Regions from separate parts of the Homo sapiens genome. Here region 1 is linked to region 2. Evidence: chromatin loops called from intact Hi-C (ENCODE). Cell type or tissue: heart right ventricle. All regions are shown on one strand. Links, peaks and the distances in the headings refer to the core of each region. The heading gives the core; the rest is flanking DNA.

What was found. Peaks named below come from ENCODE experiments on the same cell type or tissue, not always from the same donor. Only the 100,000 strongest peaks of a DNase experiment are listed, where the experiment ranks them.
Region 1: a loop joins it to region 2, with 2.6 times the contacts of the local background. A loop is called at or near these places in 9 of 110 quality-filtered maps.

What each region holds. Positions count from the first base shown.
Region 1 is chr1:201,523,555-201,540,682 of GRCh38, reverse strand. It overlaps CSRP1-AS1 (CSRP1 antisense RNA 1), which reads right to left. Exons shown (of 2, transcript NR_160747.1): 2 at 5,899-7,259. It overlaps LOC124904484 (a long non-coding RNA gene), which reads left to right and starts at 538. Exons shown (of 2, transcript XR_007066793.1): 1 at 538-664. It overlaps NAV1 (neuron navigator 1), which reads right to left and starts at 1,556. Exons shown (of 34, transcript NM_001389617.1): 1 at 1,341-1,556. In heart right ventricle, for the core only: a CTCF peak has its summit at 9,760 (motif pointing left); DNase peaks (open chromatin) are centred at 8,419, 8,792, 9,252 and 9,742; H3K27ac peaks cover 3,675 bases.
Region 2 is chr1:201,872,985-201,888,646 of GRCh38, reverse strand. IPO9 (importin 9) reads right to left here. Exons shown (of 24, transcript NM_018085.5): 21 at 14,275-14,397; 22 at 13,711-13,815; 23 at 13,419-13,495; 24 at 4,356-12,703. The coding sequence ends at 12,593. Among named protein-coding and RNA genes, the nearest start is that of SHISA4, 8.1 kb to the left of the region's middle. RefSeq lists enhancers at 1-256, 4,671-4,740, 5,841-6,340. In heart right ventricle, for the core only: CTCF peaks have their summits at 10,623 (motif pointing left) and 12,309 (motif pointing right); a DNase peak (open chromatin) is centred at 10,476; H3K27ac peaks cover 2,583 bases.

The DNA.
Region 1 (17,128 bases), core at 5,640-13,639, 350 kb after region 2:
CTTCTTAGGTCAATCCCAAAGACACACCAACAAAAAGTCAAAGCAGGATTTAAAAAAATGTCATAAGCAAGCTGGAATCATATATATCTCTGGCCTAAAGGAAGCCAAGGTCTCTGCAGTGTCAGATCGTCAGATCCTCCTCCTGGGGAGGCCATTCTTTTTGCGAAGTCTCCAGTCCCATTACAAGTGAGTTGCCGGGGACTTCATGTAGGGGGAACAAGAGCTAGCCCACAGATGAAAACCCAGGCAAGCCCTCTGCTTTTGCACAGTGAACGAACGTGCCCACAGGCTTCTCAGCATTGAATTTGAACGAGCCAATGGTATCCCAATCATTGAAACAGGAAGCCAGATAAACAGCATGTTATCAAGGGGGGATCCAGCTCTTCCCTTAAGCCGGCGCCAGCTGCGCCCTGTGACTATCCTAACAAAGTCCCATTGACTCACCAGCTGATTTTCCTGTGTTCGGCTCCAGGGGACAAGGAACCCTCTCTGCCGGGTGGACGTCACCCCTACACACCGCCCCCGCCACCCGCCACTCGCGTCCTCTCCAGTTCCTGCCTCCCCTCTGCCCGCTGCAAACTTAGCTGCTTCTTTATCCTATGACCAGTTTTTATCGGCTCTGGGGATTAGCAGGGACCAGAGCCCAAGCCTCGGGAGCGCTCAGGTGAGCTCCCCGTGATCACCCAATTTCTGCGTTCTCCTCTCTCCCCTCTCCTCCGGGACCACTTTCTCCGCTCCCAGACGCACTGGGCGGGCGCCAGAGAGGACGGCCTCCGGGAGATTGGCGGGAGGGCGCTTCCCGGCGCATCCCGGGGGTGCGGGGAACGTTTTCTGGAACGGCCCGCGAGGTCACCTGCCCCAGCTGTTCCTCTGGCTCCTGCTGGGATGGGAGGAGTTAACTCTTGCTTCAACGAAAGGCAGAGGTGCGGGTAGGGTGTGTGCTTGCCGTGTGGGTGCGAGTATAAGAACGCAGCACCTGGTGTCTCATGATAAGATCTCAACGCACTTTAAATTGTGGGTATTTCACAACAAGGAAACTGAGGCTCAGAGGGACTGAAGTTAGGCAGCCCCCCCGGAGAGTCAACTCTAGAATCAAACGCGCAGTCAGTCCCATAGGGGTCGAAAGGGCACACACCTTCCCGGGAAGCCGCGAGCATCTTGGTTGTTATTTATTCCAGCGCCTCTCCCGAGCCCAGCCCACAGCCTCCCTCGGGCACCAACCTCCCCTACCCCGAGACTTGGTCTCGGCCTCGCAGGACCTGCCAGCCAAGCCTCGCAAAACGGGAAGCGCCAGACCCTCAGCGCCGCGACCGCGCGACCGCCCCGCGCCGGCCACTCACCGGAGCGCCTGCCCGCCCGGGCTCCGGGTCCGCGCCGCAGCCGCGCAGAGTCGCGCATCCCCAAGGGCAGCGCGGGTGCGGGGTCCGCTTCTCGCGAGCACAAAGTTTCCCGGGGCTCCCCAGGCCGCCTCGGCCCCTCGCACCAGGCTTGGCGTCCGCCGCGCACTCCAGCCTCGGGCCCCGCACTAGGGCAGCCGCCGGCCCCGGCCCCACAATGAGGAGGGAGGCGGCATCCTGAACAAAGTGCCGTCCCCTCGGGAACGGCGGCCGGGGCGGAGCCTCGTGACCCGCTGCCCCAGGCACACGCCGGCTGCCTCCACGGCGGGCCCAGGAGGGGAGTGCCTGGCGGCCGGGGGGCGGGCAGGAGGAGAGAATCCGTCCGATCGCCCTGGCTTTCCTCCCCCTGCACTGTGCCAGTTTAACCCGCAGAGGGGCGGAGGCATGGGTCCCTTCCAGACTTTGTCATTGGAAAGCTATTCCCGTAACCCTTTGCTGCCTTCGCCTTCCCGTCCCGCCTCCCAGGCTGGCCGCAGAAAGGCGGCTGCTCGGTGGCGGACCCGCGAGCTGGCAGGGCAGGAAGCCTTTGCACAATTGAGCCTTTCCTTTGCCCGGGGACCCGCCACCGCCACTTCCAGGCCGGGTTTCCTCCCTCCCCCACATGTCGTCCGGGTACCGCTCGCTGGTTCAGCCGCAGTTCTTTAGGAGAAGGGGACAGATGGATGGGCCAGCCTCTCCACCCGACTTCTGACCCCGGGCACCCACCTCCTTTCTTTCTCCACCCCACTGAACTGTCATGCTGTCTGAGCTGTCTTAGAGGAGGGGGAGGCCCCGCAAGTGCCCCGCAAATAGTAGGTGCTCAGTAAAATAAGTGACTTCTCCCCACCTTCCAGACAGCCGATGCCCCTCCTCCTTCTTCCAGGGACTTGGGAGTGGGAGGAGGGGGAAGAAGAGGAGAGAGGAAATGACAGGACCTGAGGAGAGTGAATGGGAGGAAGGCCCTCAGCCAGAACCTACTGCAGAAGCAGTGCAAGCCCCCTGCCTCCTGGCTTGGGGACTTCCAGGGTCTGCAGGAAGAAGGCAGAAGGAAGCCAGATGACCTGAGCTTTGAAGCAGGCTTTGGAAAGGGAGTAGCTGTGGCCAAGGACCCAGCAGATTCCCCTGCTCCTGCCAACAAATAAGAGGACTGATCTATTCCCAGGGCCATGGGGTTGCAAGTTGGAGGACTGATGGATAGAAAGCAAAACTGCCTACTCCCTGGGAGGTCTCACAGCTCTTTGCCAGCAAAATCAGTGTGAGCAGAGTCAGGATGAGAGCCCTTGAGTCCTCCCTGAACGCCCCACACAGTCAGTAAGGCCACAGTGGCTTTGAATTTGGAGAGATGAGACACCAGACAATGGACAAGCAGTGACATTCAAGAAGTTCCCAACTGATCAGGGAAAAAGATTTGTTGTATGATTTTTGTCCATGAAGGGAGTGAACTGCCTTTTGGCGCGGGATAAGGGGGTGGACTGCAGAGTGACACCCTTACCCTCTGTATAAAGACTAGAAGTGTGGGCTCTTAAGGCAGACTGCATGAGTTCAAATCCTGGATCAATGATTTTTTAGCCATGGGAACTTACTGAACTCTTTAACCTCTAGCTACCTCAGTTTCTTTATCTGTAAAATGGGATAATAATGGTTCCTATCTCCTAAGAGTGTTGGGAGGATTAAATGCGATACTATAGGTGACACACTTAGAATAGTGCTTGGCACATAGTAAATGCTCAGTGAACATTAGCTGTTACTTTGATCTTGGAGTAACTAACTCTTGGAGATCTAACTCTTGGAGATCTAACTCTTGGAGATGTAACTCTGCGCCCAGTTTGGCATTCAATGATGTGCTAGCTAGAATCCTTTTGTGCTCTTCCCAGTCCTGCAAAGGGGAGCCTAGTCCTTTAAGAAGAAGCACTGTCCTTTCTTGAGAGCTCAAAAGGTGGGACCCCAGGGACCAAGGACCACACAGTAGGTATGCAAATGACTATCAGAAGGTGAAATGACTCCTTGACCCATTGTGAGGCTGGATGCATAGCCCCCATCCACATTGGTAATGCTGGGATGATGTCATTCCTTGGGTGCTACCCAGAATGGAAAAGAAAGCCAAAGCTATAATTTCGTAAGGGTTAGATCTCTTCTATCAGTACACAGGATCAATATTTCTCTCCCACTTATGAGTGGCTGCTCATACAAGTTCTCCCTCACCCTGCTCCTAATGTCCCAATCAATATGGGTGACGGGATCATTTGTACCCCAAGCCTCAGCATCACACAATATACCCAGGTAACAAGCCTGCATATGTACCCCCTGAATCTAAAATAAAAATTCAGAAAAATGTCCCACTCACAGATTTCCAACAGTGAACCTGTATGTGTAGGCAAACATAATAGCATATGGACAGGTTGAGGGAGGAAGGAGTAAAGGGGCCAGTCTGGTTGGGGTGACAGGCAGAGGATATGAAAGCTACTGAAAGAGAAAGTGGATAGGACAGAGCGGCAGGGAGGAGAAGCCAGAAGAGACTCTGGACAGAGCACTGTTTGGGTAAGAAACAGGGTCCCGCCCATCCCAGAAGTGGCCTCTGCCAAATGCCTACTTTGTGAGTAGTTTTTGTCTGAACACAGTGATGACTCAGTTGCTCTGAGTCTAGCAAATGGATTTTCCTTAAATATGAAAATCAATAAGAGGTAAAGGCAAGGACCTCGCTGTGGGGAGGGGAGGATGGAGAGAGTGGGAGAGGTGCTGGGGCGTGAAATGATTTGTGAGTGATGGAAGGAGGGAGATTCAGGTTCACTGCAGGAGACCCTTGGCATAGTCACCTGTACCCCCACTCCCCACCGAGAAGGTGGCCTCCAGGACCTGCTGGCCTCACTGAGGCTCCTTAAAACCCAACAGCCCCTCTGTTCCCCTCCTCCACAGCTTAGAGCCAATCCTGCTTTGGGACAAGATGGGTAGCGAAAGGATTAATGTCAACCTGACAAATAAGTTTTAAAAAATCAGCCCAGAAGCTTGCTGTCACTCCCATAGAGTATCAGATCCGGCCTCCGACGAGATGAGAGTTTTGGGAACCCCAGGAAGTATGGCAAGTGACATTTTCAGCCCCAGCCTGATTTCTTTGGGGGCTTTGCCTGTTTTCCTGCCGCCTTGAGGTCTGTGGACCAATGCTAATTTGTTTCTTGGGTTATCTGACATGGGACTTTGAGGATTTGAACACACTCACAGCTCCTGCGTTCCACGTGGCCCACAGGGAGACTGTCTTTATCCTTCGGACTGTCTTGTTTGGGGCTCCCAGAGCAGTTTGTAAGGTCCTTGGCAGGAATATGAAGATAGCACATTGCTTTATTTTCTTGAGCACTTAATAAGCGTCACTGGAGCTTCTAAGGAGGAGTCCGAGGCAGCTTCTGACTTCCTCCTCTGAAGCACAGTGGAAAAACACTGGGCCCAGCTTCAGAAGACCTGACTCCATGCCTTGGTTCTGATGCTGGCTGAAGTGCATCACCTCAGTTTGCTCATCAGTAAAAGGGAGTGTTGACACCCAGAGGACAAGAATACCCACCTACCAAGGGCATGGTGAGTATTCAGTGAGATCATGGAGGAGAAAATGGTTTCTGCAGTGCTGCTCACATATAAGCAGAAGTGGGATTATCAAACAGAAAGCATCAGCTCATATTCCCAACCCCGCCCCACCTCCCCACCCCAGTCAAATTCACTGTGGTTATGGGCTCAGTGCTTGAAAACCCATTTTTCAGTGATAGAAATCTGACTGGCCACTAAAAATCCTTGTCCTTTCTAGCTTGATTCATTAACCAGTGAGGGGTTTCCTAGGCTAGTGGAATGGGGTTGGACATGGGCAAAACAGGCATCTCCATCCTTGGCCACTCGGGCCTCATGACTGGCCCTGGGCCCCCTTTAAGAAGGGCCCTCTGTGTTGACTGTTGGAGCTTACAGGGACCTGGGAGAAAGAGTCCATGGGGAAAAGCTGTCAGAGTAATGAATGTTTTACGAGAGTGAGCGAGTCACTGCCTTATCGGGAAGATGCTGTTTCTCACTCTCTCTCTGTTACCAGGAAGTGAGATGTACTGAAAGCCATCGTGGTGTTTTTCCAAAGATGGCCTTTGAAGAGGAGGTGTTTCTTTAAGGGGCCCAGGAGAATAGGGGTTGGGTTTGCAGGGAGAAAACCTGCCCCTTTAAGAAGCCTGGTTCTGGCTGTGGCAATCCTGTGGTATGGAAGATAATAATAGTCCCTACTTATATAGCATTTGCTGTGTGCCAACTGCTATGCTAAGCATTTAACATATATTAACCCATTTAATCTCCACAACAACCCTATGAAATCTGTACCACTTTTTATCTCCACTTTACAGGTAAAGAAATTGAGGTCAAGTGTCTTGTCTGGGTCTCAGCTAGTAAGTGATAGAGGTAGGATTTGAACTGAAGGAGTCTGGCTCCTGAGTCCATGTTTTCAAATACTACATATATGCAGAGGAAAGGAGTCTTGATAGTCTCCATAGCAGTGTGGAGAGCTTGATCATGTACTAGTTCAGCACATTTCTTTATTTCTTTTCAACAGCTTTATTGAGGTACAATTTACATATTATAAAATTCACCCACTCGAAATATACAACTCTAAATCTACAGAGTTCTGCAGCCATGACCAGAACCAAGTTTTAGAACATTTCCACCACCCCAAAAAGCTACCTTGTTCCCCATGCATGTTTTAAACTGAGTCTCAATTTTCTCAACTGTAAAATGGGAATAACAGTGCCTGCCTCATACGGTTGTTATGAGCATTAAATCAACATGTAAATGGCATAAGGTAATGGTCAACAAATGTTATCTATTATTATTACAGTCTCTTAGAGTCACTTAAATACAGACTTTTAGAGCTGGAAGTGGGAATGGTCTTAAAGACAATCTAATCAAACTCTCTCCTTTAACAGATAAAGAGATAACAGTGCCAAGATGTTAAGCAACTTGCCAATTAAGGACACAGTAAATTTAGTGGCAGAGCTGGGAATGAAACCCGGGTTTCTTGGTTGGTACTTCAGTCCTCTCTTATCTCCTGAGAGACTTTCCACTCGAGGCACAGGAATATCATTGTCCAATACCCCCTTCACCCCCCATCTTTGCCATCTTTGTGGGTGCCTCCAGAGCAATGCTGACTGGCAGGCATGGACCCTGGGACTTTGCTTGTGCTGGAATACATAGAGCTCTGGCTTTGGAGCAGGGAATGTGGCTGAGGAATGTTGGGTGCAGAATCAGGGGACCAGATCCAATGTGGAGGCTGAGACAGGAATGTCCATTGTCAGAACACGGAATGCATTAACTAAAAGAATCCAGGACACAGCCAGTCCAACGGTCAGCTAGTCTCTGCAGAGCCAGCTTCATGGGCATATGACCTGTGCAGTCACACGGGGGCTCAAGCTTAGAAAGGCCCCCTGCTTGGTTTAATGCTTTGTTGTTGCCATCTTGAAATTCACAATGATTTTTAACAAGAAATGTCACATTTTTATTTTGCACTGGATCTTGTAAATTATGTAGCTGGTTTTGCCCATGTGATAGCAGAGCTGCAGCCAGACTCTTAAGGCCCTAGCAAGGAATAGTGTCTCTCCACCCAGAACTTACTCACATGTAAACTCTATGTATAATACACAGTCATAGAGTCTTAATACCGAGCATTAGAAGAATCAAAGCCTGGGCAACATATGGAGAACCTGTCTCTACAAAAAATTTTATTAAAATATTAGCCAGACATGGTGGCACATGCCTGTTGTCTCAACTACTCAGGAGGCTGAGATAGGAGGATGGCTTGAGCCTGGGAGGTGGAGGGCGCAGTGAGCCATGATTGTGCCATTGCACTCCAGCCTGGGCAACAAAGTGAGACCCTGTCTGAAAACAAACAGAGAATAAAAGTTGTGAAACAATTTGCACATTATGATCCAATTTATGATGAAAGATGCCCCATTAAAGTATATCTTTCTATATGTACATATGCTTGTATGAAAGTATATTTTTTTAAGGTCTGGAAAAACACTTCAAACTGGCAGTCATCAAGGGAGTCATTAACTTTTTCTGTGTGTTTGAGTTTGTTTTTTACAAGGAGAATCTATTCATGTATTACATACATAATTATTAAAAAAGTGTAAGATACTCCTAATACATTCTGTAAGCATTTTCCTATATCAATAAATAGTCAGTAAATAGTCTTAAAATGCCAAGAAAAGGTGTCTTGAGAGGGGAAAGCAGAAGTAGGTGTCAAGAGGGACCCTGGAGAGTGGTAGACAGGGGCAAAGACTATTTCAGGCCATGACAGGGCCTGAGGGGAACAGGCTTGGATGTGAGGAAGGGAATACCGGGTGGGGGAACCCAGAGGTAGCTGGTGAGAGGGTGGGTGCTAGGTGTCAGCTCCGTTCAGATTTAGAGGCTGCGATGTCCACTTTGGTGAGGGTAGGGGAGGATGATAGGAGCTGGAAAAGGATGAATTGCCAAATACGACTGGAGGTAAAGGCTGTAGAGGTGAATCCAGCTGTGGTGAGAAATGGATGAGGTGGAGGTAGGCAGGTGATTCCCTGCAAGGGAGAAAGAATGGGGCTCAGATGTTGGATTTAACAGAGAATGGGAGATTTGAGGCAGTGTGGCCCAGTGGTCAGAGTGCAAGCTTTGGAGTCAGGACGGCAATCAAATCCCAGATTCACTGCATCCTAACTGTGTAACCTTGAATTCTCCTCTGGGAAACAGAAATGATCTTGATAATAGCTATGCAGTAGGGTTGCTGGGAAGATTTGATAAGATGATGGAGGTAAAGCATTGCATCCAGTGGCTGGCACAGACCCCCAAATCTTCCCCTTTTCTCTTTAATTGATTTTGTGGTTTGAGGCTCTTAAATGGCAAGAAATCATTTGCATGAATAAAGAGCCATTCTTCCAAGCACTTCCCTCCTAGTTTTCTGGGAGAGCCACTGGAAGCCAGGATTCAGAGTTCCATCCTGCAAAAGCTGAGCTGAGCTAGCCAGGAAGGAGGAGGAGCTGACTGTGGCCCAAGGGCTGGGAAGCAAGGCAGAAGGGGAGAATCCAGCCCTAATTCCCACGCTGCTGGTGCCAGTGAGGCTGACTGTGGGAAAACCTTGTCAGGGGTCACACTTTGGGATCTCTAGGAGCAAGGTGCTCTGTGAATGCTTATCTCAGATTCTCTCCACCCCTGGCCCTTTCAGTGCCCCCAGCCCAACTCCGGGGAGAGTATGAGTGACTGACAGGCCCTGCTGCAGCTGCAGCCTCCTCACTGTGGGTACAGATGTGCTCAGCAGCAGCTGTGACACGGAGCCCACACCTGTTCCCTAGATCAGCTGCTGTAACTGTACTCCTGGGAAAGCAGGCCAGGTGCTCAGGCCTTGCCAAAGCCAGGTCAGAAAGCAGGTGGAAAGTCGGGCATCTGCCTGTCATAGCAGCGGTGGAGGCTGCCTGGAAGGTCATGAGGCCCTGGGAGTCTCAGCTACAGACTGGGCTCCTCTTCCAGCCCACGCTTGTCCCCAGCTGTACGCCTCCCACAGGCCCTCTGTGGTTTCCTGACCCCCTCCCTGGGCACCACCACATTGGGGTGGGAGAGACTGAGGAGCTAGGAAGGAGGCGGGGAGTCTTGAATGGGATGCCTCTGGCCATCTGTTATTCTGGGCCTGTAAGCTGTAAAGTCAGGGGACTTGTCCTGGGAGGTGGGGGTGCCCTGGAGCTGAGCAGCAACAAGGACCGGAGGAGTCAAAGAGAACTGAGGCAGGGAGAGGCCAAGGATGAGGGTGCGTCTGGAAATGAGAGCAGGAGAGCCTCTTGCGTGGCTTTGGCTGTGGAGACCTTCGTTCCGGAGACTCTGGGCTGCCACGGGAGAATTCCACTAAGCATGTGTCGGGGGCAGGCCCGGGCAGGCGGCCGTGGGAGCGCTGCACACACTCTGCTCCAGGCCTTGGCCAGCTAAAGTGCCGCTCTGGGAGAGCCTGGATACCGGGTGAATCCAGAAATCCCAGGTCCCTGGGAAAATTTCAACAAGGCAACTCTGACACGCGTCCTCTGACACCCAGACCGACACAATATATTGCTCACGCCAATACACATAAAAACCTCCCGATAGAAAACCAGATGGTGAGTTGGCATTGCTGATGTCTGGATTCTACACCCACACCCCACATAGTGCTTATAAAGAACACACCCTCCACTCATCCAGCCCACCCCACTTTCAGGGAGAGGAATCTTGAGCCTGCGATGCTCATAATGATGCTAACGCCTCAATGGAACGGTGCTCGCCAATTTCCCCAGTATCTCTGACAGTGCCGTGCCAGAAGAAACAGCACATGTGGCAAGCAGCTCCCGGCCAGATGTGGGACACTGCTGACCCCTGCTGGCGCTTTTCTCTCCACGCCAACCAGGGAGAGCCCCAGGGAGAATGCAGTATTGGAAAAACCTTGCAATCTGTCTGGGAGGGGTAGGAAGAAATACCCCAGCTCAGAATCTCCTCATCTGGAGTGCCTTTGACGAGACTAAGATGAAATTACAGTAAACCCAGACTGAGTTTCTGGGAGGAGTGAGACAGACTAATAGTATGTCCCCCTTCAGCCTTTGTGGCCTGGAAAACCCTGCTGCCAATCCCCTTGAAACTAAATTGGGAAACCATTAGCAACACTCCTTTAGCCAAGCTCAACCTTTAGGAGGAAAAAAAAAAGTAAGAAAGAAAGAAAAAGAAAAGAAAAGAAAAGAAAAAAAACACCATCCACAAGTAGCCCAAGATTTTCCAGTTACAATCAACCCCTTCCTTACCCACCCCCTGTCCTGCCCCAACGCCTTGCAGAGTCTTTGTGAAGTTTTAGCTTAATTTATTGTGGGTTTAATATTCCCCTTAGACTAAGATGTAATCATCATGGGTTTAATACTTTTCTTTCCATGAGAGACAGTAGCACTGTGCTCTTTGAAAAATCTTTACTAAGACCAGGTGTGGTGGCTCACGACTGTAATCCCAGCACTTTGGGAGGCCTAGGTGGGTGGATCATCTGAGGTCAGGAGTTCGAGACCAGCCTGGCCAACATGGCGAAATCCCGGCTCTACTAAAAGTACAAAAATTAGTCGGGTGTGGTGGTGGGTGCTTGTAATCCCAGTTACCTGGGAGGCTGAGGCAGGAGAATTGCTTGAACCCGGGAGACAGAGGTTGCAGTGAGCCGAGATCGTGCCACTTCACTCCAGCCTAGGTGACAAGAGTGAAACATAAAAAAAAAAAAAAATCACTTTGTACCCACAGAGACGAAGTTCAAGTCTTCCAGAATCTCTACTGGAATAGTCATAGCGACCAAAGGAGGACCAGGACTCTGATAATTCCAACAGAATTAGTATGGAAGCCCCACAGCACAGAGAAGTGTTTCCATTATTAAAACTCTTTTCTCTGTCTGGGCATGGTGGCTTGACCCTGTAATCCCAGCACTTTGGGAAGCCAAGACGGGCAGATTGCTTGCATCCAGTAGTTCGAGACCAGCCTTGGCAAGGTGACAAAACCCCATCTCTATAAGAAATACAAAATAATTAGTTCATGTCTGTGGTTCCAGCTATCCGGGAGGCTGAGGTGGGAGGATCACCTGAGCCCAGGAGGCGGAGGTTGCAGTGAGTCGAGACTGCACTACTGCACTGCACTCCAGCCTGGGCAACAGAGTGAGACCCTGTCTCAAACAACAACAACAACAACAACAACAACAACACAACCCTTTCTCTCCTTTGCACCCTACTCTAGACCCAGAGCTCTTTTTCACTTTGTTGTTAAACTCCATGAATTGTGTGTAGACCCCCTATCACTCTACAACCCATCACCATTAGGCCTCCACTCTGAACACTCCTACAAAGGCAATCATGGGCCTCTTAATAGCTAATCTAATGTACATATTCCAGTTCTCATTTTACTTGCCCTCTATAGCATCTGACATTTTAACGTCTATTCATTCATTATTTATTTTAAAATTTATTATGAACTATTTTAGGCCTGCAAAAGGTATACAGAATAATATAACAAACATATCTGTTCCATTAGTCAGGGTTCTCCAGAAAAGCAGAATCAATAGAATGTACACTATAGATAGACAGGGAGGGGATGGAGGGGGAAAGAGAGGCGGGAGGGAGAGGGAGAAATAGAGAGAGGGAGAGAGAAAGAGATTTATTATAAGGAATTGGCTCATGCAATTGTAGAAACTGACAAGTCCCAAGATCTGCAGGGTGAGTCAGCAAGCTGGAGACCTAGGAGAGTCTATAGCATGTTAGTTCCAGTCCAAAGTCTGAAGGCCTTAGAAACAGGAGGGCTGATGATGTAGTTCCCATCCAAAAGCCAGCAAGTTCAAGACCCAGGAAGAACCAGTGTTTCAGTTCAAGTCTGAAGGCAGGAAAAAGCCAATGTCCCAGTTTGAAGGCAGTTAGGCAAGAGGAATTCGCTTTTACTTAGGGGAGAGTCAGCCTTTCTCGTTCTATTTAGGCCATCAACTGATTGGATAAGGCCCACCTATATTAGAGAGGGCAATTTGCTTTACTCATTCTACTGATTTAAATGTTAATCTCAACCAAAAACACCCTCACAGAAACATCCAGAATAATATTTTACCAAATATCTGGGCATCTTTTGGCCCAGACAAGTTGACACATAAAATTTAACCATCACATCTGTAAATGCCCTGAGTTTAAGAAATAAAGCATTACGGCCGGGTGCGGTGGCTCATGCCTATAATCCCAGCACTTTGGGAGGCCAAGGCGGGCAGATCATGAGGTCAGGAGATCGAGACCATCCTGGCTAACACGGTGAAACCCCATCTCTACTAAAAATACAAAAAATTAACCAGGCGTTGTGGCAGGCACCTGTAGTCCCAGCTACTCCAGAGGCTGAGGCAGGAGAATGCCATGAACCTGGGAGGTGGAGCTTGCCGTGAGCTGAGATCGTGCCACTGCACTCCATCCAGCCTGGGCGACAGAGCGAGACTCCGTCTCAAAAAAAAAAAAAAAGAAATAAAGCATTACAAATATAGTTTAAGCTCCTCCTCTATTGCATTCCTTTCTCTCCCCCCAGAGGAAACGTTATTCTGAACTTGGAGTTAATTATTCCCATGCATATGTTTTTTTTTTACTATATTATACACTCTATATGCATTGCATTTTAACTATATGAATAACATCATGCTGTGTATATTCTTCTACAATTTTCTTTTTTGACTCAACAAATTTGTAAAGTTCATCCATGTTAATGCATATAGCTTTAGTTTACTCATTTTCACTGCTGTATAATATTCCATTGTACAACTACATTCTAATTTATTTATTTTATTTTATTTTTCTTTGAGATAGAATTTCACTCTGTTGCCCAGGCTGGAGTGCAATGGCGTAATCTCGGCTCACTGCAACCCTGCCTTCCGGTTTCAAGCGATTCTCCTGCCTCAGCCTCCCAAGTAGCTGGGATTACAGGTGCCCACCACCACGCCTGGCTAATTTTTGTATATTTAGTAGAGATGGGATTTCACCTTGTTGGCCAGGCTGGTTAGAACTCCTGACCTTGTGATCTGCCTGCTTCAGCCTCCCAAAGTGCTGGGATTACAGGCATGAGCCATTGCACCTGGCCTATTTATTTTATTGTTTCTAATTTTTTTGCGATTACAAACCGTGCTGCTATGGAAATTCTTGTAAAGATCTTATTGTGTACATTTGTGTTTCTCCAGTAGTCTACCCAGGAGTGAAACTGATGGCCGCAGAGCCTGGACACTTTAACTTTACCATATTCATCCTAACACTGGTATTGTCAGACCCTTTTTTTGGACAACCAGATGGATGTGAAATTGTAGATTATCATGATTTTAATTTGTATTTCACCAACTATTAATAGGATTGAGCATCTTTTCATAAGTTTGTTCAGATTAGAATTGCCTTCTATTCCTATTTCCTAATCTTTTTCCAATTATATTGTTGGTTATTTTCTCTTGGATATATAATAATTCTATAGTGTGGCCAATTGCCCTTTTTCTGTTACATGTTTTTCTCTTATCCTTTCCAAACTGGTGGCTTCTGTCTCAGCACCTTTTTAATAGCTTTATTAAGGTATAATTAACATAGCCTAAAATTCACCCATGGTAAAGGTATGATTCAATGATTTTTAGTAAATTTAAAGAGTCGTGTAACTATTACCACAGCCTAGTTTTAGAACATTTATAACATCCCAAAGCAATTCTTCCTACCCATTTGTAATCAATCTCACCCTCAGCCACAGGCAACCACTAATGTGCTTTCTATCTCTATAGATTTTTCTTTTCTAGATATTTAATATAAATGAAATAATCTAATTTATGGTCTTTTGCATCTGGCTCTTTTCACTTAGAATTTTTTTTTTTTTTTTTTTTTTTTTGAGACAGAGTCTCGCTCTGTCGCCTAGGCTGGAGTGCAGTGGTGTGATCTGGGCTCACTGCAAGCTCTGCCTCCCGGGTTCACGCCATTCTCCTGCCTCAGCCTCCTGAGTAGCTGGTACTACAGGCGCCCGCCACCATGCCCAGCTAATTTTTTGTATCTTCAGTACAGACGGGGTTTCACCTTGTTAGCCAGGATGGTCTTGATCTCCTGACCTCATGATCTGCCCACCTCAGCCTCCCAAAGTGCTGGGATTACAGGCATGAGCCACTGCGCCTGGCCTTTGAATTATGTTTTTAAGGTTCATTTCGGTATAGCTATAGTAGTTTTTTTTTCTTTTTATTGCTGAGTAGTATTTCATTGTATGAATACAGCACATTTTGTTTATTTACCAGTTAATGGATTTTTGGCTTAATGATCTCTGATGAGAAATAACTCTCACATTTATATTTTACCCCCTGCATGTAATGTGTCTTTTCCCCCTATGGCTGCTTTTAAGATTTTCTCTTTAGTTTTGGTTTTCAGCAATTTTACTCTGATGTACCAAGTGTGATTTTTTTTCTTTTTTCGTTTTTTTTTTTTTTGAGACAGAGTCTCACTCAGTCGCCCAGGCTGGAGTGCAATGGTGTGATTTCGGCTCACTGAAACCTCTGCCTCCTGGGTTCAAATGATTCTCCTGCCTTAGCCTCCCCAGTAACTGAGATTACAGGCACCCACCACCACTCCTGGTTAATTTTTGTATTTTTAGTAGAGACAGGGTTTCACCATGTTGGCCATGCTAGTCTCAAACTCCTGACCTCAGGTGATCTGCCCACTTCAGCCTCCCAAAGTGCTGGGATTACAGGTGTGAGCCACCACGTCCAGCTCTGGCTAATTTTATATTTTTAGTAGAGACTGGGTTTCACCAAATTGTCCAGGCTGGTTTTGAATTCCTGACCTCAAATGAGCTGCCTGCCTTGGTCTCCCAAAGTGCTGGGATTACAGGCATAAGCCACTGCGCCTGGCCCCAAGTATGATTTTTAAAAAGTTTATCCTGCTTGGGGTTAGTTGAACTTTTTGGACCTGTGGATTGTTATTTTTCATCAACTTTTAAGCCACTGTTTCTTTAAATATTTTTCTGCCTTATTGTTTTTTTCCTTATGGAACTCTAATTGCATGTATGTTAGACTGCTTACTATTATCCCACAATTTGCTAATGCTCTGTTCATTTTTTTCAACCATTTTTTCCTCTCTCCACTTCAATTTAGATAATTTTTATTAGCTTATATTCAATTCACTTATTTTTTTCTTCTGCAGTGTCTAATTTGCTGTTAAGCTCATCCAGTAAGTCTTCATACACTGTATTTTTCAATTTTGTAATTTCCCTTTAGTTCGTTCTTGAATTTCCATTTCTTTTGAAATACCTTATCTCTTTACCTATTGTGTGTTTTTTTTTCCTTTAAAATTTTCAGCATACTTATAATTGTTGTTTTAAAGCCTTTGTCTGCTGATTCTCATAACTAGATCACCTGATGGTCTTGTTGTCTTGTGATTATGAGTCATAGTTTTCTACTTCTTCATATGTCACACAAAATTTGTATTCTGTACCCTGTGTGTGAAATAGCAGTAGAGGTTAGCAGTAGAGATTTAAGTATAATTTTTGTGTTTTGTTTCCATTTTTCAGGGAGTGGAAGCTTTTCCTTCTGTTTGGTGGTTAAAGTGCATAAACATAGGATTATTACATCCTCTTGATGAAATGACCTCTAATCATTATGAAATGTCCTTCTTTATCTCTGGTAATATTCTTTGCTCTGAAAACAACTCTTGTTGTTATTGTTTCATTTCATTTTTGTTTTTTGAGACAGGGTCTCACTCTGTCACCTAGGCTGGAGTGCAGTGGCATGACCACGGCTCACTGCAACCTCTGCCTCCTGGGCTCAGGTGATCCTCCCATCTCAGCCTCCCAAGTAGCTGGGACTATAGGCCTGCACCACCACACCTGGCTAATTTTTTGTATTCTTTGTAGAGACAGGCTTTCACCATATTGCCCAGACTGGTCTGAAATCAACTTTGTCTGGTGTTAATACAGCAACTCCAATCTTCTTTTGACTAATGTTAGCATAGTATATTCTTCCTATCCTTTTAAAGATTTTATATTTAAAGTTCATTTCTTGTAGATAGCAAATAATTGAGTCTTACTTTAAAAAAAAATCCATCTAATAGTCTCTGCCTTTAAAATGAAGTGTTTAGGCCATTTAGATTTAATGTGATTATTGATGTGGTTGGATTTGAGTCTATCACTTTGCTGTTTATTTATTTATTTTTTAATTTTTTTGAGACAGAGTCTCACTCTGTCACCCAGGCTGGAGTGCAGTGGCGCAGTCTTGGCCCACTGCAACCTCTGCCTCCCAGGTTCAAGAGATTCTTCTGCCTCAGCCTCCAGAGTAGCTGAGATTACAGGTGCGTGCAACCACACTAGGCTAATTTTTTTATTTTTAGTAGAGACAGGGTTTCACCATGTTGGCCAGGCTGGTCTCAAACTCCTGACCGCAAATGATCCGCCCACCTTGGCCTCCCAAAGTGCTGGGATTACAGGCTTGAGTCACCACACCTGGCTCCATTGTTTATTTTCTATTTGTCCCATCTGTTCTTTGTTCAATTTTTTCTCTTTTTCTGCTTTAGATTAATTGAGTATTTTCACAATTCCATTTATCTCCTTTGCTGGTTTATTAGCTATAACTCTTTGTTTTGTTATTTCGGTGGTTGCTTTAGGATTCATACTATTTATCTTTAGCTTACCCAAATCTACCTTCAAGTGATATTATACCATTTCATGCATAGTATAAGAACCTTGCAATAATGTGCTTCCATTTGTCTCCTCCTGACCTTTATACTATTATAACCATGCATTTACTTTTCCAAATGTTATAAACCCTGAAATACATTCTTATTATTTTTGTTTAAATAGTCAACTATCTTTTTAAAAGTATTAAATAATTTTCTTCTTTCCTTTTTTTTTTTTTTTTTTTGAGACGGAATCTTTCTCTGTTGCCCAGGCTGGAGTGCAGTGGTGCTATCTCGGCTCACTGAAACCTCCACCTCCCGGGTTCAAGCGATTCTCCTGCTTCAGCCTCCCTAATAGCTGGGATTACAGGCGCCCGCCACCACACCTGGCTAATTTTTGTATTTTTAGTAGAGACGGGGTTTCGCCATGTTGGCCAGGCTGGTCCTGAACTCCTGACCTCAAGTGATCTGCCCGCCTTGGCCTCCGAATGTGCTGGGATTACAGGCATGAGCCACTGCACCCAGCCAGTTTTAAATAATTTTTTTAAAATCGTATTTTTTAACCATGTAGCTACCATTTCTTCTACTCTTTATTTCTAAAAG
Region 2 (15,662 bases), core at 6,290-14,289:
TGGCTGTGTCCTGGACCCGCCCCCGGCCTGGGCCCAATCACTATGCTGGACTCCAGAAGCCCTGATCCTGGTGCCACCTCCGAATGCCCAGACACATGGGCCAACCCTGGAGGAGCAGGGCTGGACCTTCACTTGTGGGGGACCTCCTCTGCCGCGTCCAGCCTGGGACATCCTGTCGGGGGCGGAGAGGGAAAGAGGCTGGATGTCACCCCGCCCCCATTCCCAGAACACAAGCACTCATTGAGAGGCATTCAGAGTGGCTTTGTCCCCAGCGGTGCCCACAGGCCTGAACCCTGCCAGCTGCACTGGCTCCCTACGATGGACCCTTCCCCCTTCAAGTGGACAGAGCTGGCATGCACCAGCCCATGGCCTCACTAGCAGGGAAGGCAGGCTGCTGGGGCCACCTGGGGCCCATCCAGTTAAACACTCTTCACAGTGAAAGCCCTTCACAGAGCAAGCCTGTACTGCAATAGCCACCGGAGCATAGGGAGGGCAACAGTTAATTTCAGGTGGGCAACAGTTAATTCCAGGTGGAGACAGTGTTTTAGGATGGGAGAGGTCAGTCTTCACAGGTTTATACTGAGTGCCAGTGACTATGCCCCATGCTACATGAGGTACCCTCCGAGGAACTGCAAATTAAGCCAGGGAGATCATCAAAAGCCTACCTTAATCCCCTGCCATGTACACCCTTTCACACACTTCTGGGCTTCCACATCTACCTCACTGGAATCTTTCCACAACTCCATGAACTAAGCAAGGTTCATCAGTGTTATCAATCGCATTTCACAGACTGAGAAACTAGGACTCATGGAGGTTAAAGAACTTGTTCAAGGTAATACAGCCAGTAAATGGTAGAGGCATCAGGAAGACCCAAATCTAAATCAGGGTTGATCCCCAGCCGCAACAGCAGACAGTGTAGACAGTGAGTATTTCTTGTGTTCTGGGGTGAGAGAATCAGGACAGGTCCATGGAAGGCCCAGTAGAATCTTAGTAGGTTAGGGAAGGACAGCCGAAAGAGGAGCTACCCCATCCTGGGCCCCTGTGGGTGCTGGCACACCTACCCAAGAGAGCTGGAATAGGAGAGGATAGGCTCCTGCCCCAGAAAGTTGCTGGTAGCCTGATGGGCAAGAGTATGTCCTCACGCAGGACACAGTCATAAATGCAGCAGCAGGGACAAAGAGAAACGCCTCTGAATCCAGCACCACCTACTCAGTGTGCCCATTGCCATCCATCTCCTCTTTCCTACACTAAAAGCTCCATGACTGCAGGGACCACGTGGCTGTGTTCAATGTGGCCATCCAGCCCTAGCCATCAGTGTTGTCATTGTTGGTTGAATCATCTTCAGATAAGGGACTGTCTTTCCTGCCCAGAGCTGAATCTCCCATGTGTACCCTTGACCCCTGCTGATTTGTCTCTTCATTATCCCATCTCTTTAGTGTCTTTAGCTTCTCACACCTTACCAGCTTCTTTTCCCTAGGAAATCTCAAGTCTCTCCTATTTAAAGCAAAGCAAAGCAAAGCAAACCAAACCAAACCACATCCTTCCTAAAACTCATCCCTCTCTAGCTACTTTCCTGCTTTTTTCTCCAACTAGCCTTCCTCAAAGTGTATACCCCTAGTTGACACGCCCTCCTCAAAGTGTATACCCCTAGTTGACACTTCCAGCTTGCAATGACACCTAGCACGCACCAACATCATCAGTGATTTTCTAATTGCAAAATTCTAAGAATGTGTTTCAGTTCATGGGATGGGAGGTGACTAGACTAGGACAGAGAGTGAAGAGAGGGGGCTGTGGGCCAACCAGAGGGGAGAACTGGCTGCACTGGGAGAACTGGCACTTCTTACCTTGACAAGGGATGCTGGAGCTCGGAGATGGAGAGCTGGGGCTAGCTTATGTCGCCATAATGAACCTGGGTCTTGAAAGAGTCTGTAGATTGGCCAGGAGTGAGGAGGGGCTTGGGTGGGAGGACTGGGGGCCCTGGAAGAAGTTGTCTAAATCTTCAGGCCTGGAAGGGCTTCACTACACCTTCTCTAGGTAAGGGCAGGCAGGAATACCCCCCGCTCACCAAGCTGGTCTCTTAATCCCCAGCAAGGGAAAGAAACGCTTTCCTGGAAAAGAGGAGGCAGAGTAATTTGTGATCAGATGAGACAAAACATAGGCTTTGCCAGTAGGAGGTTCTCCTCAGGGTGTCTGGAATATGATGGTAATGATACCACCAGCAGCGAACATTGCTGATGAGCTCATCCCATTGTACAGATGAGGAAACTGAAGTTGGAAGAACTTCAATTCCCCCAGCTCACACTGCTGGGATTTGCAGTTGGACTTTTGTGGCTTCAAAGCCCAGGCCCTTCAGCTTCACCACCTGCTTCTCTTTAAACAAGTCTAAAGGGCCAGGCACGGTGGCTCACGCTTGTAATCCCAACACTTTGGGAGGCCAAGGCAGGCAGATCACCTGAGGTCGGGAGTTGGAGACCAGCCTGATCAACATGTAGAAACCCCGTCTCTACTAAAAATACAAAATTAGCTGGGTGTGGTGGCACATGACTGTAATCCTAGCTGCTCGGGAGGCTGAGGCAGGAGAATCACTTGAACCCGGGAGGCTTGAACCCGGGAATCGCCATTGCATTCCAGCCTGGGCAACAAGAGCGAAACTCCGTCTCAAACAAACAAAAAAACAAGTCTAAAATGTTCAGTGCTATGCCTGGCATAAAAAGCATGTATTCAGGGAAACTTTGATGCCCAGCCCTTATCTCTAGCAGGCCTCTGCATGTGGTGAGAAGGTAGCCAGGGATATCTGAAGTGGGGAAAGGCAGGAGGAGGGGAAGGGCTGGGACCCTGCCTGTGACCCAGTTTGGGCTTGGCTAGGGGCTGTGGTAGGAGTGCTCTGCTGAGTCACCTCACTCCTGGGCTGAATGACCAGCCCAGGGCTCCTCCCAACCTCTTCCATGCTCCTCTATCAGAGCAGACTAACACAGGCATTCCTGAGGCCTTCCTTACTTTCCTGGGCCATGAGCCCTGGAGGCTCCATCCCACCCTGGTCCTACCCCACCCATGCTGTTTGGCCGTGGAGGCTCCTGCCTCCACTTTTGTCTGGCCAGTGGTTTGTTGAACCATTCCAAGATAAGGGAAACTCCATTCCTTTCCTAATTCCTGCCTCTGGTCAGTCAGTGCTCTCCAGGAATGCACTCTACATTACTCTGCCCTCCTTTTTTCTATTCCTCCTTGCCCAGCCTCTGGCAACCCAACTCCTGCAGACAGGTAATTATACATTCCCCCACTCCATAGGACCCTGAGTTCTTTACTCTGATTTAATGTCAGATCCTTCCTGGAGGGTCTTGGACACATTAATTCTCCTTGCAGTCCACAGCTAGGAAGAGTAAGGCCTAGGACAGCACCAGGACTTGGCCAAGTCTCATGGCTTAGTTGGGGAACCAGGTCTTTTGGCTCTCACTGCCCCGGAATAAACAAACATCTCTCTTAAATCAGAATGCTTTTCTTGGCATCCAGCTTTAATCTTTCTTGCTGTAAATGAAAGACTGTCTCCTGTTTGTCCTCTTGGTGGGAGGGACTAGCAAGTGGAGGGTGGGTGAAGGACAGTGAGGATGAGCCTCACTGCTGCCAAGCTACTGGTAAGAAGGTGTACTCTTCCATGTAACAAAGTTGCACAAGTATCCTATACATTTATATATATATATATGGAGCACTCTTCTCCAGAAGGACTTTCTACCAATGCCTTTGTAGGATTGCCTCTCCCAGAACGCCAGGCTTCTGCTTGTTTGTAGAGAGCCCAGGACAGCCTGGGCCTCAGGAAAGAAGAGGGTGTAGCCAGGCTGGCTTGGATGGCAGCTGTGAGCAGCCCCCTACTCAGGCACACTCTGGGTGGCTGTGGGAGCAGCAGCAGTCCCAGGCAGCCAAGGCCTGGCCTCAGGAGCCCAGCCCAGCCAGTGGGGCAGATGGTGAGGGCCAGGTTATCTTTAAATGGCACCTTACTCAGCCTGCCACTCTGCCAGTTGGGCAGGATGGCGGTAGACAAGTGTTATTTTGGGATCTGAGGGCAAGGGAGGAAGGCTCTGTTTATAGCTCTCTCCTTTCTGAACCTACTCTCTCTCCTGGGGAGGATTTGGGGCCATGGGCCTCAGCCCTCCAGCTGACCCTTTCCAACCTAAGGTTTCTGTTTTCAGCCTAGCTGTTAGCCATCTGCACAGATGGGAGTGTTGAATCTACAGAGGCACAGGGTTTCTCAGAAAGGCCAGCTCTGTAAAGGCAGGTTTAGGTGGTGACAACTGCATTAGACTTGGGATCAGACTAATAATAGGTAACATTAACACTTACTATGAGGCAGCACTACGAAGTGCTTTGTGTTATATTAACTTTATTTAATCCTCACAATCACTCCATGAAACAGATAACTAGTATTACACTTGTTCTGTGGATTAGGAAATGGAGACATAATTTAAGCAGCTTGTCCAAAGTCACCCAACAGGCAAGTGGCAAAGCCAGGGTTCAAATCCAGGCAGTCTAGCTCCGGAGCCCATGCTCTGAACCACTAACTAGATATGAGTCCTGCTCTGCCACTTACTGGTTCTGCAAACTTGAAGGAACCACTCCCCCTCTGGTCTTGGCTTCCTCTTTTGGAAACGGACTACCGTTCGGTTCAACCCACTAGAATCCCCAAGTTAGAACTGGCAGAGACACTCTGATCCATTGTGTCTCTCTCCCTGTTCAAGGGAAAAAGAACTTACTCAAGGTCACACAACCGGGCACTGGCCCTAGTTTCTGTGCTCTTGCTGTGAACCTCCCTGTGGCAGGGATGAGTCAGCGGAGCTGACGAGGGATATTAGTTATGAATTTGCAATCACAAAATCAGGTGTGGAAGAAATACATTTATTTTCTTTTAACCAAAATAGATGAGAATGAGTCTCTATCCTGCTACCTGGTTTGTTGTTATTATGGTTTGTTCCCCTCTCCAGAATCACGAAAAGGTCCTGGGGTCTCACACAGTGCAAAACATTGAGGTGAGCCCTCTAAGCCTTGGTCTGCACAGGTTCTGCTCATACATGCTCTTAAGCTTGCAAATTCAGAAGTGTTGGTCTGTGTGCCCCAGGTACAAGAGACCTTCCCAGGGAGCCTTGGTGACCAGGGCCCAGCATCCCTGGGGACTCCATGCAGCCTTTTCCCTAGGAAGTTCTATCATCTCCAGGTGCTTTGCCACAATCAGGGCAGGAGTCTCACCGCTCATAGGCCCCGTGGACTTTTTTGTCCCCTACTTATCTTTTGGAAAACTACCCCCCTTTTTCTCTCCCCTTCTTCCTCCGGGACCCTGGGCCTAATTGCAGTTCACTAGAGCTTTCACCATAGGGTCCAGAAGCACAGCTATTCTCATGCAGTCCTGCTGTCCACCCTACAAAAGCAACTAAGGCAAGGAAATGCAAAGAATTCAGGTATGTTCTTGGACTAAGTTGTTGGGGGGGGGGGAATCTAGTGAAAGCAAATTAATACACCGATAGTTTATGTCACACAGCTAACCACAGAAAAACTGCTTAGTAGGTGGAAGGCAAGAGCTGGGCCTACCACCTGTTTCTATCATGTTCCTCAGGCAGGGCTGCAGTGCTACAATTCATTCCTCAGAGCTGTCCTCCCAAAGGCTCACCAAGACCCTAATTTAGCAGCAGCATGTGTGAAATTGAACTGAGTCACAGTGTAATCCAGTGAGTCAGGAAGAATGAGCCAAACATAGCTCCCAGCTATGGGTGGGGGATAGGATGGGACATCTTCCACCACTAGAGGTGCTTTAATGAAGTCATCCTTAATTCTAACTACAATCCTGTGAGGTAGGTATTAGTTCCCTATTTTACAGATGAGGGAACCAAGGCTTGAAGGAAACGTCACTTGCCGCAGCTATGTAATCATGCCAAGTCAGAACAACTCAAGCCTGGGAGGGACTTCTAGGCCTCCTAGTCAGGCCAGTAGTTCCTCATTGCTTTTCTTCCTACAGCACATTTGCTACCATATCATGTATTCTACACAGGTTTAAAAACCCTAGTATACTTTTCAATTTTAGGAAGCCAGCAGTAATGCCACCCTTTTCCCAGTTACTCAAAAAAGGAAAAAACTGGAATGTAAGTGTCATTAGATGGCAAATGTTGACCTGTACCATCCATTAGGGAAACTTAAATTCACAAAACTTGTTTTTTTTTTTGTTTTTTTTTTTTTTTGAGGCAGAGTGTCGCTCTGTCGCCCAGGCTGGAGTGTAGTGGCATGATCTTGGCTCACTGCAACCTCTGCCTCCCGGGTTCAAGCAATTCTCCTGCTTCAGCTGCCTGAGTAGCTAGGATTATAGGCATGCGCCACCATGCCCAGCTAATTTTTTTGTATTTTTAGTAGAGACGGGGTTTCACCATGCTGGCCAGGCTGCTCTTGAACTCTTGATGTCGTGGTCCGCCTGCCTCGGCCTCCCAAAGTGCTGGGATTACAGGTGTGAGCCACTATGCCCGGCCTACAAAAATTGGAATTTTATTGCGATTACTTTTGGGTGCTTTGCTACTGGAATCTTGGTAAAGTATGGTTAAGACCTAGTCTAAATCCCCGTGAGAATGGGGAATTTTCCCGTGACTGCTAACTAAAGGTCTAGCCTCTGATCGAGCACTTGGATTGATGAGGAGGAACTCACTGCAACATTTTAAGACAATTCATTCCACAGCTCTCACTTTTGGAAAATCCTTACTTGTCAGTCTTTAAGTCCTACTGACTTTATCTTGTCAACATCTCTAATCCAGCTCTTCCACCCTATCCCCTCTAGTTACAACCTTAGTTCAGGCTCTGGGTTTTCCCACCTGGACTGCTGTAGCTGCTGCCAGACTGCATTCCTTTCTCCCATCTCCCACCCCTTCAATCCAGGTTCCAAGTCACCCTTCTAGTCACATTTGCATCAACACTGCAACACTTTTCTAAGACACAAAACCTGATCACTTCCCTGTTTAGTTATCTTGGGTAGTCTCCCATTCTCTAGAGGAAGCAGGTCTTGAAGGATCCTTCACAATCTGCCCCCCACTTGTCCTTCCAGCTTTATTTCTGGCCAGGACTCCCGTGAACTTAAGCATAAATATCAGTACTTGTAACGTGCTTATAAGGTCTGAAAATGAAATTGTTTCATGACGGCCTTTTCTTACTTTTTCTCTGCAATGTCTTACCCCACTCTCATCTGCCTGGCAAATGCACAGGAAAGGCAAAACAAATAGGCAACAAGTACAAGCTGCTTGGACTATAATCACACACTTGCAGGGTGACCTTTGATAGGTTAACAATATCTGTCTGCTTCAGTTTCATCAATCTGTAAAACTGGGTGAGCAAAGTGGACTACTTTGTAAGGTTAGTAGGTGGTCTGAGGTAAAAGTATTTAGCATACCCACTGGCGTTTAAATACTCCAGAAGCAGGTATTGTTAGCTCCTTGCAAGTGTTCAAGGGTTGCCTTCTCCATGCAACTTACCCGACTTCCTCCCCCAGGTTACCATTAGCCAGTTCCTTTTTTGGGCAGTGGGAACTAAACCCAGTACACTTATTTCTCTCACAGCACTCCCCACATTTATTATACTACAGATGCTTTTCAGCTTATAATGGGGCTACATCCCAATAAACCCAACAAAAGTTGAAAATACCGTTAAGTGAAAAATGCATTTAATACACCTAGGCTACCTTAAACCTACTCAGATCACTTACATTAGCTTACAGTTGGGCAAACTCATCTAACACAAAGCCTATTTTATAATAAAGTGTTGAATGTCTCATGTAATTTATTGAATACTGTACTGATTGTATGGATACTTGAAGTACTGTTTCTACCGAATGTGTATAGCTTTTGCACAATCCTAAAGTTGAAAAACTGGAAGTCAAACCATCATTATGTTCAGGCCCATCTGTATTTCTGACCCCCTACTAGACTAGCTCCTTGAGGGAAAGGGCCAAAGCCCTCCAGCATTTAGCACCGGCCTTGCATATCTAATAGAGGTTCATAGTTCACTGAAATGGGGTTGGGGGCAAGAGTAGCCAGAAATTGGCCTTTTATTTCCTACTTACTGATCATGGGTCAGCTTAGCTGGGGTGCAAAAGTATAGTATGTATTTCACTGGACCATCCTTGAACTTCCCAAAGCCATGTCCTGTTTCCTCTTGTCTTCTCTAAGCTAAGCATTCTTAGCTCCTTCAAGCTTCTTTTCCTTGACACGATTTGTCCTCTACATCTTAGCCTTCCTCTGGCAGAGGACTCATCTGTCAGGGAGCCTCCGGTTGAGCACCAGAAGGGAACATGGCAATGAGGATCACTGATAGGCACAGGAAGACTGAAAGGACCTTCCACACTACCCTAGACAACCTGTTTTTATTATCTCATCCTAGAACCACACTGGAGTTTTTTTGGACACATTAACAGTTCCTGGCATAATAAACTTTTTTTTTATTTTAAATTTTAAGAGACAAGGTATTGCCACATTGCCCAGACTGGTCTCAAACTCTTGGGCTTAAGTGATCTGCCCTCCTCAGCCTCCTAAAGTGCTGGGATTACATGGGTGTGGCACCACACCTGGCCCTCCTGGCATAATAAACTTTATTTTTTGAGACAGAATCTTGCTCTGTTGCCCAGGCTGGAGTGCAATGGTGTGATCTCGACTCACTGCAACCTCTGTCTCCCAGGTTCAAGTGATTCTCCCGCCTCAGCCTCCCGAGTAGCTGGGATTACAGGCACGTGCCACCATGCCCAGCTAATTTTTTTATTTTTAGTAGAGGCGGGGTTTCACCACATTGGCCAGGCTGGTCTCGAACTCCTGATCTCAGCTGATTTACCCACCTAGGCCTCCCAAAGTGTTGGGATTACAGGTGTGAGCCACCACACCCAGCCATTAAACTCTTAGTAGCACACAATACTGTTAGTGACAGCACAGTACTCTATAGTCCTCAACTCTGCACAGATGTTATTATCAATCTGCATTTATTGAAATGTTACATTTAGATTCTGCTCATTTTTATAGTTTGTAATGGTATTTGTTTGGATCCTAAATTTGGATTCTAAATTGTCATCCTTCCTAAGGGTTTCTTATTATCTAAAAATTTGATCAGCACTCCTAATTTACTAGTACTATCTCTTGTGTAAATGGCTTCAAATTCTTTTGTGGAATGGGTAAGGCATAAAAAAAGTCATCTGTCACTAATATCAAAGGAGGGGCCAAGGACACAGCCCTGGGGGAACTTACCAGGTCAACCCACAATGGGTGAATTTATAGTTTGTTAGTTAGTGGTCAGTTACCAACTTCTCTGTCTGTCTAATGCTTTGACTAAAATGTCCAGATTATTTACCTAGTTAACAAAATTAAAGAAGATTCTAAGACCAGTTTAGCATCATTTTCTCTGAAGTCCATAATGAATGTCTGTTAAACTCTCGTCACTCTTATTTAGGTGCTTTTGGGTCATTTGTTGTAGGTTCATTCTCCCAAATCAATGTCACATATACGTCTGTAACTTGTGTTATCAGCTTCCTTCCTAGGGCTTTAACTTCTTTTCAGTCTTATAGCATTCCTTCCATTTTCCTTTCAGTTCACTCCAATAAAAGCTCGACAAACTCCTGGGAGCCCCTTGGTGCCCCAGCTGCTGTTTACCAGTCAGGAGACTAAAATGTCTCAGAGCAGCTAAGTGCTCTTTTTTATTTTTACCTCATTTGTCTTACCTTGAACTTTTTAGTTCCTTGTAACCACTTAGCCCTGCCCTTTTCAGACTGAAGCTAGTTCTCTTTGGCCAAAGACAGGAGACAAAATATGGTCTAGAGTTTCTGTCAACATGTACTGGCCTCCAACAGATCTTTTTTCTTCCTGCTGACACTGGACACAGTCTCTCCACTCTTTTTCTCATCAACAGAATGGGAATATCCACTCTGTGAACCTGTTATAAAGGTTAAATGGGATAATGTATATGAAAATGCACTGGAAACACAATTAAGTACCTGCACATCGAGGGGTCCAAGACCTTCTGCTCTCACCCACAGCCGAGTATCTGTTAGCCAGGGGTAGCCCTTAAGTGTTACTAGGGCCCTTTCCTCAGGACTCAAGTTCTCCTGAGGCAGGATGCCCAGTCCTCCCCCAAATCAGCATGAGAGCAGAAAGGACCCTTGCCAAAGGATTTAGGACCACTTTTGGCACTAGATATAGAATGTTTGTCTAATTAGCAGACGCAGAGGGACCCCCATCATTCTCAGTCTGTGTGTGGGAGCCTTAAGCCTTCCCAAGCTCAGCAGTTCAATGCTACTGGCATGAGACCATTCTTTTGTGCCAATATCAGAGGCTGACTTGGCCTTATGCCTTTAGCACCAAATCCGACTGGCACTGCCTTGAGATAAACTATGGAGTCTGCAAGGCCGAGGGTGGTTTTCTCAGCACCACTTGGTCAGATCTGCCATCATTTCCCCAGTATCAGCAACTCCCACAATGCCATGTGAAGCAGCAGGGGCACAAGCAGTTAGCCTCAGAACCTGGCTGGCATGGGACGACTGTGAACATGCCCGCAGGCTTCTCAAAGGTAGTAAAAACTTTTAACTCTACTTCTTCCAATCTCAGTCATGGAGGTTGAACACTGGGGACACCTAGTGGCATGAAGAAATTACCAGCTACAATATCCTTGGGGCCATCCCCTTGAGTGGAGATTCAGATTCACTTTATATTCTTTCTCTTTTTTTTTTTTGAGACAGAGTTTCGCTCCTCTTGTTGCCCAGGCTGTAGTGCAATGGTGCGATCTTGGCTTACTGCAACCTCTGCCTCCCAGGTTCAAGCGATTCTCCTGTCTCAGCCTCCCGAGTAGCTGGGATTACAAGTGCATGCCACCATGCCTGGCTAATTTTTGTATTTTTAGTAGAGACAGGGTTTCATCATGTTGGTCAGGCTGGTCTCGAACTCCTGACCTCTGGTGATCCGCTGGCTTCGGCCTCCGTAAGTGCTGGGATTACAGGTGTGACACACCACGCCCAGCCTATATTCTATTTCTTCTTTGTGAGAATATCAATCTAAAGAAATATCCTGTGGTTATTAAAAATGGGGCACCAGATGTGGGCACTACCAAAAAAAGGGGAACACAGGTTTCATCTTTCTCCCCATGATTTGTGTGTGTGTGTGTGTGTGTGTGTGATTGAGTCTTGCCTTGGAATGCAACGGTGTGATATCGGTTCACTGCAACCTCTGCTTCCCAAGTTCAAGCGATTCTCCTGCCTCAGCATCTCAAGTTAACTGGGATTACAGGCATGCACCACCATGCCCAGCTAATTTTTGTATTTTTAGTAGAAATGCAGGTTTCACTGTGTTGGCCAGGCTAGCCTCAAACTCCTGATCTCAAGTGATCCGCCCATCTCAGCCTCCCAAAGTGCTAGGATTACAGGCGTTAGCCACCGCGCCCAGCCTCTCTCCATGATTTTCTAATCCTCATTTACTCTTTGAACCCCAAACAGACTAAACTTCCCAATTAAGGAATCTCCCTTAAAAATATTTGATTAAACAATGCCAGTTCTTTAAGAATCATTTCAGGCTATGTTTGCCAAGACACACTAGAATGTTTAGACAGGCTCCACCTAATCCTTTCCCCCATTACTTTTACTTACCTTCTAAAGGGAATAGAAGGCAAACAGGTGCTGAGACACCTTATACCATGCAACTAAATTCATTTGTAAAGATTACTTTACTGTCCTAGAAAAATACATGTTGCAAATTTGAGGGCTACAACTTAAGCACTTTAGAGGCTTCCTGAGGGAAAGGGGATAACCTTTGAATATCAGACTCTGTGGTAATGTGTGGGAGAGGCATATTAAATATAGTTGGGTCAGGTGGATTTAAAAAAAATCCCTTTTCCCCATTTTTTTTTTTTTTTCTAAAAAAGGAAGATCAAATTGCCATCTGTCTGGCTTATTTTGTGTGTGCATGTATATATAGGAACAGCTTGAGGGGAAGGGTTATGTCATGCAATGAAGCAAAAACAAGACGACCTCCTCTGACAGAGGAGCCTTAGTGTTGTAGAAGAGAAGCAAGGCTGAGGTCACTGGAAAGGCTTAGAATGAAGCTGCTCTTGCCTGTTCCTCCTGAGAACCCAGAGCAGCAGTGGTCCAGGGCACAAAGCATAATGATCTCTCATGAGGATTCCTATCTGAACACATCAGAAGTCCTATGAACATAGATAGGTCTGTTTTAGAATATAAATGGTAGTGACTTCCTGCGCTCCTGAGGCGGGGCAAAATAATCCATAAACACATAATCCTTCTGGGCAATAATGTTTCTGGACTCGCCAGCAGAGGGCTCTAGGAACAGAGGTGGGGGTAGAGTCGGGGAGAAAAAAGGTTCTAGAGATGGCATGTCTTCAGGGGAACTTTGAGAAATGTCCTTTGTTCCAGCATTCCTAAGTGACGGCACCGGTGAGCCTGGTCTGAATTGTCATCAGTGTCACTGCCGAGGCCAAGGGCCAAGGGTCAAGATGCCACTTTAGGTTGAGAAGAAAGTGCATCTCAAGGCCAGTGAGGGCTGCAAAATGGTTTGCGGCTGGCCCAGAAGGAGCAAATGTAGAAAGGCTCCCCTTTTTAGATGCCGATGGTCTGTAGAACTCGCCTCTCATTGTCATTAAGGTGGCCTGAAAACATTATGTAGCAGGGCTGCTGAGCAAACTGGCAGAGGAAATCTGTGAGATATGCCTGGAGGAAAGAGCAAGAGTGGCATTAGTGAGACATTGCAAGTCACCCATTTGCAGTGGAGCAAGAACCACAATCAAATGGCACAGGGAATGCTGGTTTTTAGACAAATGCCAGCTCCCTGAGGGATGGTCTTTCATGTTCTTGGATCTAGTTTAGGTAATCCACAGGGAAACAACATTTTTCCAAGGCTGTATCACCCCAAGGACCTTCACAACATAGCCTCTAGAAGATGAATTACAACACATCAAGTGCAAAGTTCCAGCCCACCCAAAACCCTGGACCACTCAACAAGACAGGAACTCTTTCCCATGAGGCTCCCATGTTAAATTATAAATGGATTTTTTTTTTTTTTTGAACACAGGGTCTTGCTTTGTCGCCCAGGCTCGAGTGCAGTGGTATGATCACAGCTCACTGCAGCCTTGACCTCTTGGCCTCAAGCGATCCTCCCACCTCAGCCTCCCGAGTAGCTGGGACCACGGGGGTGTGCCACTATGCCCAGATAATTTTTAAATTATTTGTAGAGACAGGGTGTCCCTGCATTGCTCAGACTGGTCTTGAACTCCTGGGCTTAAGCAATCCTCCCGCCTTGACCTCCCAAAGTGTTGGGATTACAGGCATGAGCCACCATGCCTGGCTATAAATGGATTTGAGCCCATATTCCTGTTTCCATGGCCTGGGACATTGTCATTTGCAAGATATCTCTGGACACCCTCACCTGCAGATCAATCTGATAGAGAGGATCCTTCAGGGCATCAGGGTCATCTTCCTCATCATCCTCGTAGTAATCCTCCTCTGTTAGACATAGCCAACACAGGGCGGGTCAGGACAAAGGCCCATGATCAGGCCCTGAGTGGTGATATACTACCACATGACTGAGGCGGAAGGTGCAAAAGCCCAAGAAATGTCCCTGTGGGCCCACCTCTCCCCTTTCTTGGGTACCCCACTGTTGGGATCAGTGTGCAAAGAAAAGGTATTTACCATGGCTGTCCTCTTATCAAACAGCTTACCATATTTACTTGTAGCAAGAATGTCAGATAAAAGTTGGCCAGCTAAACCATCCTCCTCCTCCTCCTCTTCCTCCTCCTGGTCCTCCCACATATCATTGGAGTCATCTACTTGGAGATGAAAAGCAGCTAGAGCTAGAGCACATTCATGCATTTTCCCTCCCCAAATCCAAATAGGCCAGAATAGAAGGGCCCCAAAGGCTTCTGCAATGTGGCTTGTAGTCCCCAGTGAAAGAGAATCAGAAATGGCCAAACCCTCCTGGTTAGTCTCAATGAAAGAACCTGGAGATATAAGTGTTGACAGGCTCTTAAGAAGAATCAAACCAAAGAAGGGCTATGTTAGCTTGCCTCCTGGCTGCCTCCCACCCCAGCCTCTGTGAGATTTCATATGGCAGACTGGAGAAGCAGCTCTACATGCCTAGTGCCTAGCATGGTGCCAGCCACAGAGCAGCCATTCCATCAACTTTTTTTTTCAATTAGTGACTCAACAAACCAAGTTGATAATTTGACAATTTGTAACTTGATCTGCCAGGCTAAAAGTCTCCTGGGAGTAAGGGCCTGGTGCACCTTGACTCCACTCTGCAGGAGTGGCCTGGCGAGCGGCATTAGCCTCCATGACGTTGGAGAGCTCGTTGATGATCAGCTTTAGGATCTTGACCAGCAAAGGAATGTTTGTCCAGCGTTCTGGGTCTGGGAAGGAAGAAAAAGGTTTCAAGTCAGAGTGTCACTGAGCTTACTTCTGGAAGTACCCCTGTCCTCTCCTCAGTGCCACTCACCAGAGTTCACCACCCCTCAGACTTTCACTGTACCTGACTATATCCAGTCTCCAAAGAGTGACTTAAAGTTAAATAACTTTATTGTTTGGTATTGTAACAGTTCAGAAGCTGGGAGAGATGAGAGTTCAGGGATTAAAGGAGATACAGTCTTGTTAGTAATAAAGCTCTGAAACCAAGGAACTGTATAGAGCCAGTACTCCAGTCCCAATGACTTAGAATTTGAGAGACAGCGGAGGTAATTATAAATCTACATTAAAGATAGCAGCTCTATACTCCCTACCTGCAAATCATTGGAGTTACAGGCCAAAGGCAACTCAGTAACAAAGACATGCTGACTATCTGTGCCCACGCTTCTGAATGAAGCTGGAAGCTGGGATGCTTGGTGCCTGAGACTATTTTTGTCTTTTTTTTTTCTTCAGACAGAGTTTTGCTCTTATTGCCCAGGCTGGAGTGCAATGGCGTGATCTTGGCTCACTGCAACCTCCACCTCCCGGGTTCAAGCGATTCTCCTGCCTCAGCCTCCCGAGTAGCTGGGATTACAGGCATGCGCCACCATGCCTGGCTAACTTTGTATTTTTGGTAGAGACGGGGTTTCTCTATGTTGGTCAGGCTGGTCTCGAACTCCCGGCCTCAGGCGATCCACCCACCTCGGCCTCCCAAAGTGCTGGGATTACAGGTGTGAGCCACCACGCCTGCATTTTTTTTTTTTTTTTTTTTTTGAGACGGAGTCTCATTTTGTTGTCCAGGCTGGAATGCAGTGGCACGATCTTTGCTCACCGCAACCTCTGCCTCCCAGGTTCAAGCGATTCTCCTGCCTCAGCCTCCCAAGTAGCTGGGATTACAGGCGCCCACCACCATGCCTGGCTAATTTTTGTATTTTTAGTAAAGACGGGATTTCACCATGTTGGTCAGGCTAGTCTCAAACTCCTGACTTCAAGTGATCCATCCGCTCTGGCCTCCCACCAAGTGCTGGGATTACAGGCGTGAGCCACCATGCCCGGCCTATTTTTGTCCATTTTCCACAACAGGAAGAAACCGTATGTTCTGATCCCTTTTACCTAAGTTTCCTGCTTCTTCTTTATCAAACCCATCACCAACAATTGTTTTAAAAATATACACCACAGTGCATTCCTTCCCTTCACCCAGGTATCCTTAGCCCCTTCGTATAGGGAGAGGATT